Regions from separate parts of the Homo sapiens genome. Here region 2 is linked to region 1. The links are chromatin loops, found by intact Hi-C in ENCODE. Cell type or tissue: ovary. All regions are shown on one strand.

Region 1 (2,500 bases):
CCAGTAGATCTTTTAAAGCAAGGCAGAAATCTTCTGTAATACAGGTAAACATTTTTAAAGTGTGTAAATGCTTCGTGCTAATGAAAATTCAGGTAAAGGAGCACAATTGGTGGGAAAGACTAATTGCCATTTTCCTTTGACAAAGCAATATTCATCAATGTTAAAATTGTATATACATTGTGTCCTTGCAACCTTGCTTTGGGGATTCTATAGAAACAAATGCTTCAATACATAAGGACTTAAATATGTGAAATGTTTACTACAGCTGTATTTACAGTAGGAAAAATCTGAATGTGGAAATACTGAATAAATTGTGTTGAATCCATATCACAGAACATGAATCAGCATTAGAAAGAAGTTAAGGCCGGACTCAGTGGCTCATGACTGTAATCCCAGCATTTTTGGAAGCCGAGGCAGGAAGATGCTTGAGCTCAGGAGTTTGAGACCACCCTGGCCAACATAGTGAGATCTCATCTCTACAAAAAATTTAAAAATTAACTGGGCATGGTAGCACGCACCTGCAGTCCCAGCTACTCCAGAGGTTGAGGTGGGAGGATTGCTTGAGCCCAGGAGGATAAGGCTGCAGTGAACCATGAAGAAGTTAGGGCTACACAATCACTTTAAGAAGATTTCTGTGATGTGTTAAGTCGGAAACTCAAGTATAAAATATGATTCATTTTGAAGGGTAGCAAAAAATTATGTATGTGTGCCTGTATGTGTGTATGCACCTATAACTATATATATATATATATATATATATATATCCTGTATTAACCATACAGCATATATACAAAACCATATAACATATATAAGTATATATATAAAACCATACAACACAGATATACCCAGGTGACACACATACACACATGTATAGTTGCATGGGAGAGGGAGAGAAAGAGAGATGACGGAAAGAGGTAAAAATAAGAGATCCAGGGGCAGGGGGGAAGAATTGTTGGGTAGATAAATGCCCACATTTATATTTCTACGCTTAGGAGAGATTTCTGAAACTGGGGCAAATGCTAAGCAAAATTTTGAGACTGTTTATAACCTGGAAAAGAAGTAGGGCAGGGGCAGGAATATAAAACAAAAGAGCTTTGTCATTAGAGAGCCAAAGCTCTGCTATTGAGTAGCACAATAACATTTACTACAGCCACAGCCAATGACTCTGATTTCAAAGGGCAACAGCGCCTAGGAAGACAGTCGCTTGATAACCTCTCTCCTAACACACCCAGAAACAGAGGAAGAATTTTGTTTTCTCTAGATGGGGAGTGTGTCTTTCCATTCCACTATAAAAATGGAACATATTATGACTGCATCAAGTCCAAGGCAAGACACAAGTGGTGCTCGTTAAACAAGACCTACGAAGGATACTGGAAGTTTTGCAGTGCAGAAGGTGAGTGTCCTGTCTCTAAATACCTCAGAGCAGTAATCTTGGTCTCTGAGGCTGGGATCTGAGGCAAAACACAAGAGGGTTCTGAAAATAGAATCCATAGCCAATTAAGTTGTGAAAATAAAGGATGTTCGATTTCTGACGATATAAAAATCACATTGCACCATAGATATGTTATGAGCATTTCAACCACATTATTTTGAAAAGAATCTTTTTAATAGAACAGCAAAGTGATGTGGGATCTGAATCCCCCACCAATATTGTTCCCATGTGCCTTTGGTGAAATAGGGCAGAGCAGATGATACTGAATAGGAAGCAAAAGTGTGTATTTGCGCGTGTGTGTGTGAGCGCACCAGTGTGCATACATGTATGTCTGTGTGAGTGTGCATGTGTATGTGTGCACATTTGTTCACGTGCATGCACATGTGTGCATATGTGTGCATGTGTGTGCATGGTGTGGTGGAGGTGGGTGCAAATTAGAAAGGTTTCTTACTCTGCTTCTTCCTCTTCCTCCTCTGCAGATTTTGCAAACTGTGTATTTCCCTTCTGGTACAGACGCTTGATCTACTGGGAGTGTACTGATGATGGGGAAGCATTTGGGAAAAAATGGTGTTCACTGACCAAGAATTTTAACAAGGACCGAATTTGGAAATACTGTGAATGATGGTGAGATTTACCAGGGGAGGGGGATGAAGACGTTTAATCATTCTCCTTGGAAAGAACCTAGAGTTTTTGTTGGCAGAGGAGAACCCTTTCTCATTAGAGAGGGTTTTTTTTTGTTTTTTTTTTTTTTCTGGGATGTGAGTTGAAGGTGATCTAACTATAAATAACTAGAGGTTTTCGATTCAGGATTATGGGGTTTTAATATGGAAATCTGTAGTTTAGCCTCAGCACTTTAATTGCTAACTGTGTAAAATTAGTCCCTTTTAAAAATTAAGTCTATGGGGTAGGCGTGGTGGCTTATGCCCATAATCCCAGCGCTTTGGGAGGCCAAAAAGGAAGGACTGCTTGAGGCCAGGAGTTCAAGACCAGCCTGGACCAACATAGCAAGACCCCGTTTCTACAAAAGAAAAAATTTAAAAATGTAACTAGGCATGGTGGCACACACTT
Region 2 (2,500 bases), 170 kb before region 1:
TCCCTCTGCACACCATGTCCCCACGTGCTGTCATTCCTCCCTGCTTTTTTTTTTTTTTTTTGAGATGGAATCTCACTCTGTTGCCCAGGCTGGAGTGCAGTGGCACGATCTCAGCTCATTGCACCTTCAACTTCCCAGGTTCAAGCGATTCTTCTGCCTCCACATCCCAAGTAGCCAGAATTACAGGTGCCTCGCCACCAAGCCTGGCTAATTTTTGTATTTTTAGTAGAGACCGGGTTTCACCATGTTGGCCAGGCTGGTCTCGAACTCCTAATCTCAGGTGTTCTGGCCGCCTCAGCCTCTCAAAGTGCTGGGATTACAGGCGTGAGCCACCACACCCAGCCTCCTCCCTGCTTCTGAACATGCTTGACCCCGGCCTACAACACTGTCCCTAACCCACCCTGCCCAGCAGGCTTCCCTCAGGCCCCAACTCCTATTGCACCTGCTTAGGGAAGCCGGGTGCCTCTCCCTTCATGTGTGAGAGGAGGTGCGTGTCCCCAGCACTTGAGTCAGACTGTCTTTTATGTCTTGTCACATGGTAAAGAGCCTCCCTAACCAGACATAAGCTCCTTCCCACAGAGCCAGGGCTGTGGGAGGTCCCAGCCTTCTTAGTCTTCTTGCCTAGCTCCCAGCACTGGGGCTGGCCCCTAGGAAGCCCAGGAAATCTGCCATGAAAGAAATTTAAATGAGCACTTTCAGATTTTTTTTTTTCACTAGTCAATCATGGACTCATTTATTTACTCAGTAAGTATTTACAAAGGACTGATTACGTGTTAGCTACTGGATTTTAGGTGCCTGAGATCTGGTAGGAAACAAATCAGACAAAAATTCCTCTTTATAGAACTTAGGTTTTTTGGGTTTTTTGTTTTTTGTTTCTTGTTTTTTTTTTTAAAGACAGGGTCTTGCTCTGTTACCCAGGCTGGAGTGCAGTGGTGCTCCTGGGCTCGGGATCCTCCCACCTCAGCCTCTCAAGTAGCTGGAACTACAGGCATGTACCACCATGCCGGGCTAATTTTTGTTTACTTTTTGTAGAGATGGGGTCCTACTACATTGCCCAGGTCGAGCTCCTGGACTCAAGTGATCCTCCCACCTCAGCCTCCCAGAATGCTGGAATTACATGCATGAGCCACCACGGCCAGCCTGATTTCTTACATAATCATATATCCATCTGAAGTTATTTTTTTCCTCTAAAGATTGTGTTTTCAAATACAATGTGATGGTGTTAGCAGCGTGGACTTCATCCCCTCTTGAATTCTTGATGTCCTGAAAGCTAAAAAAAAATTAACGGAAAAGGGGTTTGGAATAATCCCTGCTGTTCAGCAGAAAGGACAGGTGGGTTAAAAAGTATGACGCAGTGAGTCCAAAATCTCTTTGATGTCACGCCTCTACAAATGAAACAGATAACGACAAGAAATTCTTTCAGCTTTAACATTTCATGATTACAGTTTAAGTCTAACAAAAAAGTGTTCGGAGGATTCTTGACATCAATTTTGTACCCCCAATTGAGACCTTATCAAGGAGGTTAAATAGCACGTTAACGTCCTCTCTGCAGTATTCCTGTGGAGGAAGGGAGCACTTTAGCCATTTTACACACATTGACATGATTAGCCCAGAGAGGTTAGGTCGGGCCTCGCCAGGTCACACAGGGAGGTGGGGGTAGGGCCAGGCCTGGGACCCTAAGGAATGTTTTTGATTCCTAGCAGTTATTTCTTCCCCATTGCCATATCGTGCCTCCTGAGTGTGTGTCCGTGTTTGTGTATTTATAAATATGTTTTCCAAATAAAATCAGTGTCCTACTGTATATAAAGTTCTGTTTTCTATTTCAAGTGATACTACGACTGCTTTTCTTTCTTTTGAGACGGAGTTTTGCTCTTGCTGCCCAGGCTGGAGTGCAGTGGCACGATTTCAGCTCACCGCGACCTCCACCTCCCGGGTTCAAGTGATTCTCCTGCCTCAGCCTCCCAGGTAGCTGGGATTACAGGCATGCGCCACCATGCCCGGCTACTTTTGTATTTTTAATAGAGACAGACACTTTTTTGTTAGACTTAAACTTTAATCATGAAATGTTAAAGCTGAAAGAATTTCTTGTCGTTATCTGTTTCATTTGTAGAGGCATGACATCAAAGAGATTTTGGACTCACTGCGTCATACTTTTTAACCCACCTGTCCTTTCTGCTGAACAGCAGGGATTATTCCAAACCCCTTTAATTTCTCCATGTTGGCCAGGTTGGTCTCAAACTCCCGACCTCAGTGATCTGCCTGCCTCGGCCTCCCAAAGTGCTGGGATTACAGGCGTGAGCCACCACGCCAGGCATGACTGCTTTTCTTGCACCATTCCTAGCCTGGTCACTTCCCCTCTGTCTCCAATGGCTGCCTCCAAGAGACAGGCAAACTTTCCCACTCTCCAATTTCCTCACCTCTCAGATGGGGGCACAGTGATGAGAGGAAGCATGTTCTTCCACCCACTCTTCCCCACGTGCCAGGCACTCAGCAACGGGCT

What was found. Peaks named below come from ENCODE experiments on the same cell type or tissue, not always from the same donor. Only the 100,000 strongest peaks of a DNase experiment are listed, where the experiment ranks them.
Region 2: it touches region 1 in a loop (9-fold over the local background); 22 of 110 quality-filtered maps call a loop at or near these places.

Annotation. Positions count from the first base shown.
Region 1 is chr19:47,976,266-47,978,765 of GRCh38, reverse strand. It overlaps BSPH1 (binder of sperm protein homolog 1), which reads left to right. Exons shown (of 6, transcript NM_001128326.2): 4 at 1,262-1,393; 5 at 1,912-2,056. The coding sequence ends at 2,054. Among named protein-coding and RNA genes, the nearest start is that of BSPH1, 15 kb to the left of the region's middle. In ovary, no CTCF peak of the experiment used is centred here; no DNase peak of the experiment used is centred here.
Region 2 is chr19:48,146,036-48,148,535 of GRCh38, reverse strand. All of the region lies in intron 9 of LIG1 (DNA ligase 1), which reads left to right. LIG1-AS1 (LIG1 antisense RNA 1) reads right to left here. Exons shown (of 3, transcript XR_007067281.1): 2 at 2,418-2,500. Among named protein-coding and RNA genes, the nearest start is that of LIG1-AS1, 1.4 kb to the right of the region's middle. In ovary, no CTCF peak of the experiment used is centred here; no DNase peak of the experiment used is centred here.